Linked DNA regions of Homo sapiens: regions 1 and 3 are each linked to region 2. Evidence: chromatin contacts called from ENCODE Hi-C or POLR2A ChIA-PET data. All regions are on one chromosome and are shown on one strand. The core of a region is the stretch at or near the end of the contact, and the rest is flanking DNA. Distances in the headings are between cores, read along the strand shown.

Evidence for each region. Hi-C counts contacts between places; a loop is a spot of excess contacts on that map. ChIA-PET counts read pairs that join two places held with the same protein, here RNA polymerase II (POLR2A). Pooled maps may share reads with other maps.
Region 1: a map of Panc1 shows a loop between it and region 2 (6-fold over the local background). The contact joins two enhancer-like sites. A Hi-C loop is called at or near these places in 2 of 168 maps with a recorded cell type or tissue (Panc1 and chondrocyte) and 2 of 50 pooled maps. POLR2A ChIA-PET finds 5 or more read pairs at or near these places in 2 of 52 experiments (activated T-cell and naive thymus-derived CD4-positive, alpha-beta T cell).
Region 3: a pooled map shows a loop between it and region 2 (2.7-fold over the local background). The contact joins two enhancer-like sites. A Hi-C loop is called at or near these places in 1 of 37 single-sample maps with no recorded cell type and 2 of 50 pooled maps. POLR2A ChIA-PET finds 5 or more read pairs at or near these places in 2 of 52 experiments (CD8-positive, alpha-beta memory T cell and GM10248).

What each region holds. Positions count from the first base shown.
Region 1 is chr11:9,904,792-9,907,491 of GRCh38, reverse strand. The region is part of intron 16 of SBF2 (SET binding factor 2); the gene reads left to right. The region is part of intron 1 of LOC101928008 (a long non-coding RNA gene); the gene reads right to left. Among named protein-coding and RNA genes, the nearest start is that of LINC02709, 150 kb to the right of the region's middle. RefSeq lists an enhancer at 900-1,484. Within about 2 kb of position 1,376, at least 7 of the 41 ENCODE cell types and tissues checked have a DNase peak (open chromatin) inside an H3K27ac peak, as active enhancers do; they include Panc1, where a contact is called at or near this core.
Region 2 is chr11:9,612,036-9,614,735 of GRCh38, reverse strand. No RefSeq gene overlaps it. Among named protein-coding and RNA genes, the nearest start is that of WEE1, 40 kb to the right of the region's middle. RefSeq lists a silencer at 345-724 and an enhancer at 825-1,514. Within about 2 kb of position 1,380, at least 41 of the 41 ENCODE cell types and tissues checked have a DNase peak (open chromatin) inside an H3K27ac peak, as active enhancers do; they include Panc1, where a contact is called at or near this core.
Region 3 is chr11:9,230,579-9,233,449 of GRCh38, reverse strand. The region is part of intron 1 of DENND5A (DENN domain containing 5A); the gene reads left to right. Among named protein-coding and RNA genes, the nearest start is that of DENND5A, 33 kb to the left of the region's middle. RefSeq lists an enhancer at 2,415-2,871. Within about 2 kb of position 1,494, at least 3 of the 41 ENCODE cell types and tissues checked have a DNase peak (open chromatin) inside an H3K27ac peak, as active enhancers do.

The DNA of each region.
Region 1 (2,700 bases), core at 127-2,626, 290 kb before region 2:
TTAACATTGTACTTGGAAAGAAGGGAGAAATATGGGGGCATGCATATGAAAATACCAAGGAGAAAGCATGTAAATGACAAACCAAAGCATGGATGGGCTTCCTCAACCGTATTAGATATGGTAGGAGTAAGTATGATGTGGAATAGAAGGTGATAAATAAAATAGGTTGACTAAAGCAGCAGCTTGTGGCAGGGGCCCATATGGTCGGGTGGGTAGAGAGGTGGATCCGTACCGAGAAGGGCTAATAAGCCTGGCAGAAGAGTTTGGTCATTATTCTATAATGGTCAGAAAATAGCTGAATTTTTGAATAGGAGAGTAATGTGATACAGAGAGGAATTTGTGTTTTTAATTTTTGTCCTTATGTAGAAGATGCAAATGTTTTCAGTGTTTTGGGCAATTCAAAAAAACTTTTTTCTGAGCTGTGTCTAATCTAAACTCTAAAGGAAAGTCAGTTCTGTAACACATTGTTCCTTTCAATCTAGTTTTTTCTTTAATGTTTAAATATAACATTTTTTAGAGATTCCAGAGTTTTATCAAACTGGAATGTTGGCAACAACAGTTCAAAGGTATCTAGGTTAAAAGTACGAAGTAATTGAGGATAATGGGAAATTAAGATTGCAGGGCTCACTCTTCAATTGTAGCAGGAAAATTAAAGGTAAATTACAAAGCAAAGTTCAGAATAAAACATGTATCAGTATTCAAGACCTTGCAAGTTTATAAAATGTCTGGTATGTTTATTACTACAATGCTATTATTTGGCCAAAGCACAGGGGACTTCAGATTGTGTATTTATGGACTGATTCCCCAACAGATAACCACACAATTCTGGAATGCGGTTGCTGTGTCAATAGTTGTAGACTTATTGTTGTAAATTTTTTCCCTCTTTCAACCTAATTAACTTAGAATGTCTCTAACGTGATTTGCAAAGAATTTTTTATTTATATTTTGCAATCAGCATTTGAGCAGCACACAGGTTTGAGACATGCACTACAATGAGTAAACATTTTGTAAGATAATAAATAGTGCCCACTAGTCTAAATGTTTTATGATTGCCTGTTCCCTGCTAATTGGTCATGGATTGAAATTCCCCATTGTTTAATTTTTTTAATTTGTGGAAAATTATTATAAATGAGTGTGTAGGGCTTCATATCACAGCTGTTGTCATTTAAAGTTTGGACAGTGTCATTACAAATGAAGCCCTGCTGTGAAATCAAAGTCAAAAGGCATCTTGGCATCCCAACCATTTCCTTGGGAGAAGATTACAGCTCAAGTCTGTTGAACTTTATTGCCTTGGGCCTCATGACAGTCTTCAGAAACATGCAAGGCATTTCTGTTAAAGAAATTCAGATGTGCTAGGACACAGATGACATTCTTGTGCATAGCAGTGTCCTAAGGGGGTGAGGAATAAGTCAGGAAGAAAAAGATGATTCATACTTTTTGCTGCATTCTGGGATTATTATATATAATCCATAGAGAGGATGGAGACCTTGCAGAGATACCACATAGGAAAAAGGTGCGGTGTTTTCCTACATGGCCTGACTGTATTTTAAAATAAAAACCTAAACACGACTCCAAGGTAATGACTGCCTTCAAAGTAATATTTTAGTTGATTTTAATATTCTCTTTGAAGGAAGTTCTCATTGACTCATATTTCTTTTCTCCCTCTCCTTTCTCACACACATTCATTTCCAGAGGTTTGACTGAGGGAGAGCTGCTACTGAGTTTTAACAGTCACTCTTTTTATATGTAAAACTCATGTTCTTGAATTTAAAACAAAAGATTACTTGTTCTGACTTAAAAATCTATCTAACCAGTAACTGGGCTCCAACAAAGGTCCCCACAGAGACATCATAAAAGAACATCATTGTCCTCTAATTTAAGGATGTATCTTATTCAGCCATGAATTTATCTCATCCCTTTAAAATGTGTTCTTATTTGTCATCCCTATTTCCTCCTGGGATAAAGAGATTCCTGAGTTCATTAGCTACAGCATGCCTGGCACATAGTAGATACTCAATAAATATTTGTTGAGTAAATGAAAATCGTTATTCAAAGGAAAATCCTGATTACGCTCAATGTTAATTCTGGAAATCCAAGACCTAGTAAGATCATTTGTTCTACTGTTCTTTCAGCTTTGTATGACATTCAAAAAGGCATATCACTCATTCAACAACTTGCCATAAATATTGATAACTGCTTCTTAATAAAAATGCCATTAAATTGCTTATAATCTAGTGAAGAGACATACAAGTAAATAGATAATCACAATAGAGTGTGATATGCTAAGCATTTCCTAGCCTCAGTGATAATAACATTTATTGAGTACTTTCTATGTACCAGGTACAATTTTAAGTATTTTACATGCATTAATGATTTCTAACTTAATTGCATTGTGAGCTGACAACTCTGTCTATATGATTCAAAACATTTTGAAATTTACTGATAGTTTTTTGTTTTGTTTTGTTCTTGAGACAGGGTCTTGCTTTGTCACCCAGGCTGGAAGGCCACGTGATACAATCATGGCTCACTGTAGCCTCCACCTGCTCGGCTCAAGTGATTCTCCCATCTCTGCTTCCCAAGTATCTGGGAGTACAGGCACATGACACCACACCCAACTAATTTTTAATAATTTGTAGAGATGAGCTCTTACTATCACTCAGGCTGGTCTTGAACTCCTGAGCTCAAGCAATCCTCTCACCT
Region 2 (2,700 bases), core at 131-2,630:
AAATACAACTTCATTTAAAAGAAATACTGAATTTAGAGACTTCCTGTTATATGTGATCTCCAGAGGACCAGTAAATGCCTGTGCAAGCCAAGGAACACGTTAAAAAGAATCCCCTATCCCTGCAACAAAGCCCGAAAGGGATTCTACTGGGACAGTTGCTCGGTCCCAGGGCCCAGGCATTGGAGAGAGCCTCGCTCCAGAGACTCTGTGGCCCCACCGGAGCCGGTGCCGGCTTTTAGGGGTTTTCTCACGGAAATGTTCAGCTGCCGGTGAGTTCACGTGCATTTAAGTTTTATTCTCCAGTTAGGACCGGGTTTTCCAGATGTGGGTTGTCAGCGCGTGCCCAGTAACCAGCTTGCGCCCAGGTGCGAAACGCAGTCATTGGGTCTCTCCGGGTGTGCGTCCTGGGTGGAGCCCCAGGGGCCCCGGCGTGGGTGGCCGTCCTGCTCCGCGGGTACCCGCGGAATGCCCTGCCCGCATGCTCCCTCTGCTGGGCGCGCCTCGGCGCCTTCCGGGTGCACGGCCCTGCCCAGGAGCGGCGCGTGGGGCCCCGGGTCTGCGGATGAATGGGGAGATAGCGAGGGGAGGGGCGCACAGCACAGCCCACTCCCCCTTACCCACGCCTCCAGAACAGTCCTACCCCTAGCCCCAACACCTCCTTCTATCCCCGCCCCGCTCTCCCCAGACGCTCTTAATCTGATTGAGACTTCGGCACGTAAACGCGGTTCTAGGAGCCCGGACTGGCTCAGTGCACGACTTATCAGAAACTTACCCGTATCTAACACACAATAGATTCGTGCACATCTGTTGAATAAAGAAGAGTTTGTTTTTCGTGTTTGAACCGTGTCTGCTTCAATAACGCTTCCTGCAGTGGTCCTTTTTAGGAGGGGTACAGTGAGTGGTATACTGCGAGGGAAGCGGGACAAGGAGGCAAAGGGAAGGGAAACAGGCGGGCCCAGAGAGCAGCTTCCGAGTGACCTGGAAAATCAGCGCCCAGAACTCATCTAGACACAGAGGCTCGGTGCCATGGCATTCCGCGCTGACTGCCAGAACCGCGGGCCGCGGAGCCAGCACTGTGCCGGCAACGTGGTGGGGCGAATGCCCTGGGGTCGGAGAGGTGGAAAGGCCCGAAAGGAAGAGCCCAGAAGGGGACAGTCCCCACCCAACGGCAGGGTAAAGGCCCGTCTCTACTGGTTACTAGAGACGTGGAACCCAGGAAGCTCGAGGCCCCAGGAAACCGGCATAGAAGGAGGCCTGTCAAAGGGGCCCCGAATCCTCCCGCAGGGACAGAGCGACACGTCCACCCGGGCTCGGAGGACTAACACCAGGAGTCCCCTGAGGCCCTGCCCCAGGCTTCCCAGGTTGTGGGGACACCAGCTGCCTGCAGGGGGCGGGATGTTCCTTTGGCGCTGCTGGGCAGTGACTAAGAGCAGAAACAAAAATAGAAGCTGAGATCAACGGAAAGGAATGAGACTGAACAAACACACGCATTAATCCTGATGGGATACATAGTAAAATAACATTCCCAAACACGGCAGTAAGAAAAGATGAACTATGTAAAGAATGCGCAGATAAATGAATGAAAATTTGGAGGACAAAAATGTGTTTCACATCGTATTTCAAAATAAACACCAAGTGGATTAAAGTGCTAAATATTTTAAAGAACAGCCATAGAAACTATATATTTAATAGGATAAGGCAGTTATATTTATGGATAAACGTCAGCGTTCTCAAAACTTTGAAACAACAGAAGAAACAACAAAGGAAGACTAACGTTCAAAAATACAAAAACTGGACAGAATTTTAAAAAGACAACAGATTGAGAAAAATGTCTGCACCAAGTGACAAGCAAATACTACCTGAAATGTATAAAAGCTTGTTTATAGGCCAGGTGCAGTGGCTCACGCCTGTAATCCCAGCACTTTAGGAGGCCAAGGCGGGTGGATCAACTGAGGTCAGGAGTTCGAGACCAGCCTGGCCAACATGGTGAAAGCCCCGTCTCTACTAAAAATACAAAAATTAGTTGGGTGTGGTGGCACACGCCTGTAGTCCCAGTTACTTGGGTGGCTGAGGCAGGAGAATCGCTTGAACCCGGGAGGCGGAGGTTGCAGTGAGCCGAGATCGCACCACTGAACTCCAGCCTGGGTGACAGAGCAAGATTCCATCCCCCCCACCCAAAAAAAGCTTGTTTATATATATAAAAACAATCAAGGTACCAATTGCTAAATAGACAAAGAAGGTAAACATGCACTGTAATTCACAATAAGAAATAAAAGTCATACCCAAGTGCATGGGGAAAACGTTCATTGATAATCAGAAACTTTAAACTTAAAACAGTTATGACATAACACCTTACATCTACTAAAGTAGCAAAAATGTTTTAAAATTATAATGCAGGCTGGATGCAGTGGCTCATGCCTGTAATATCAGTTCACTGGGGGCCAAGGCAGGAGGTTCCCTTGAGGCCAGGAGTTGGAGACCAGCCTGGGCAACAGAGTGAGACCCTGTCACTACAAAAAATTTAAAAATTAGTCCAGCATGGTGCTGTGCTCTAGTAGTCTTAGCTACTTGGGAGGCTGAGGTGGGAGGATCCCTTTAAGCCTGAGAGTTACAGTGAGCTATGATCACACCAGTGCACTCCAACCTGGGCAATAGTGAGACGCTGTTTCTGTAAAAATAAATAGAAAAAAATATAATAGA
Region 3 (2,871 bases), core at 245-2,744, 380 kb after region 2:
CCAGAGGGTCTAAAGGGTGGGTCTTGAATTTCTTTTTTTTTTTTTTTTTTTGAGACAGAGTCTCGCTCTGTCGCCCAGGCTAGAGTGCAATGGCGCGATCTCAGCTCACTCCAACCTCTGCCTCCTGGGTTCAAACAATTCTCCTGCCTCAGCCTCCTGAGTAGCTGGGATTACAGGCACCCACCACCATGTCCAGTTAATTTTTGTATTTTTAGTAGAGGCGAGGTTTCACGATGCTGGCCAGGCTGGTCTCGAACTCCTGACCTCGTGATCCGCCTGCCTCGGCTTCCCAAAGTGTTGGGATTATAGGCGTGAGCCCCTGCGACTGGCTGTCTTGAATTTCTTAGGATGTGAGCAAGAAGTAGTCTACTTCAGTCACTATTTGCCTTCCCACTCACCACAGGTAACCAGTATTTTGACTTCTAACAGCATAGTTTTTCATGTCTTTGTACTTTATATAAATGTAATTATATATGGTGAACTCTTGTGTTTGGATTCTTTTGTACAATATATTTGAGAGGTTCATTCATATTGTGTATAGTTTTAGGTTGGTCGTTCTCACTGCTGTAGAGTTTGCCATTGTGTGACTTTACCACACCTTATCTGTTAATTCTGCAGTTGATAGGCTCATGGGTAGTTTGTAGTTTTTGAGTATTACAATAGTGACATGTTATGAACATTCCTGTATGTGCCTTTTCGTGAACATGGCTTTTGGTCTGTTGGGTATATGCTCAGGAGTGGAATTGCTGGGTCATAGGTATACGCATGTTCAGCTTTAGTAGGTGCTGCCAGACAGTTTTCCATAGTGATTGTACCAGTTTACATTCCCACTTGCAGTGCACGACAGTGTAGGTTACTCCCTATCCTTACCAACTCTTGGCATTTTCTTTTCATTTTAGCTATTCTGGTGGTTATATAATAGTATTGTATTATTTAAATTTGAATTTTCTGGATGACTAATGAAGTTGAGCACCTCTCAAAAGTTTATTAGGCATTTATATGTCTTTTTTGAAGTATCTATTCAGGGCTTTTGCTGTTTTTCTTTGAGTGATCTTTTTTTCTTTATTGATTTAATGCAGTTCTTTATATGTTCTAGATATGTCTTTTTTGTTCATTTCATATATATATAGTGCAAATATATTCTTGTAATCTGTGCGTTTTCATTCTTTTAATGGCGACTTTCAAGGAACAAAAGTTTTAAATTGTAATGTACAATTTATACGTTTTTCTCTCTTAATGTTTAGTGCATTTTATATCTTTGTTATTGCAGGATCATGAAGATGTTCTGTGTTTTCTTCTAAAGGCTTTATTTTTTTACCTTTCATATTTAGATCTACAGTCCTAGGGCTAATTAATTTTCTTAAACAGTCTGCTGTTAACACTACTCTGTACTGCCTGAAAAAAAGCTTCCCCATTTTTTTTTCTTGGCCGTTTTTCAGCATTCTGCAAGTGAAAGAGAAACATTACCATTGCTGTCACAGCTGGGCCTGAAGTACAAAAAGGCTTTGATATGACCAATACAGTGCTTTTAATGCAGATTTGATAAAACAAATGCTAGTCTTTGTGCTTTGATATAGTACCAGTTGGTAAAATTTTAGTGGTTAGGAAAGTCTGTTAAAAAAAAAGAGAGAGAATTTATTACTATAAAAGTTCTTAAAAGTAAAGGAAACTTTCTCTTATGTTACTGAGGGTAAACTAACAGGAAGCTCCCAGAGTCTTTTTTTTTTTTTTTTTGAGACGGAGTTTCGCTCTTGTTGCCCAGGCTGGAATGCAATGGCGCGATCTCGGCTCACTGCAACCTCTGCCTCCTGGGTTCAAGTGATTCTCTTGCCTCAGTCTCCTGAGTAGCTAGGATTACAGGCATGCGCCACCACTCCCTGCAACTTTTGTATTTTTAGTAGAGATGGAGTTTCTCTATGTTGGTCAGGCTGGTCTCCAACTCCCGACCTCAGGTGATCTGCCTGCCTCTGCCTCCCAAAGTGCTGGGATTACAGGCGTGAGCCACCGCGCCCAGCCTGGCTCCCAGAGTCTTAAATCTGCTTATGTGCTATGGGGAAGAAGAGGCTGCTGGGTGGTCCCTTATAAGTTGTGGTTTGAAATCTGAATTTGCGGACTTGTCAGTGTTCTTAGTATAGCCACGTTTGCTGCTGTGGGCTCTGCCGTGGTATACATTCTGTGAAACAGATATGTGTTGCCACTTTAGTGCAGTAGAGGTTTGCATGTTAGGAAACATTTGGTAACTTCTAGCACATTTATGTGTCCTGTTTTCATGGCTAAAGATTTTGAGATAACTCTTGCATGTATGACAGACCTTTTGGAAAGAAAGGAGCTAATATTTGTTGAGTACCTCTTATGCTCAATACAAATGTGTCCCATATGCTTTACATATGTTAACTCATTCATTCCTCTCAATAGGCTGATGAGGTAGGTAGTTTTTTGGGTTTTTTTTGTTTGTTTGTTTTGTTTTTGACAGAGGGTCTTGCTCTGTCACCCAGGCTAGAGTGCACGCTAACTGCTCACTGCAGTCTAGACCTCCAGGCTTAAGTGATCTTCCCATCTCAGCCTCCCTAGCAGCTGGGACTACAAATGTGTGCCACCATGCCTAATTTTTCTATTTCTTTGTAGAGACCGGTCTCCCTATGTTGTCTGGGCTAGTCTTGAACTCCTAGGCTCAGGTGATCTACCCGCCTTGGCCTCCCAAAATTCTGGGATTACAGATGTGAGCCACTGTGCCTGGCTTAGGTATTGTTCTCCTCATGTTATAGATGAAGAAATTGAGATTTATGGAAAAGATGCCCTTAGTGTTTCTACAGTAAGGGCAGAAAGATGTGATACCTTTCCTCACCCATCTTAAGGTTCAATGGCTGACAC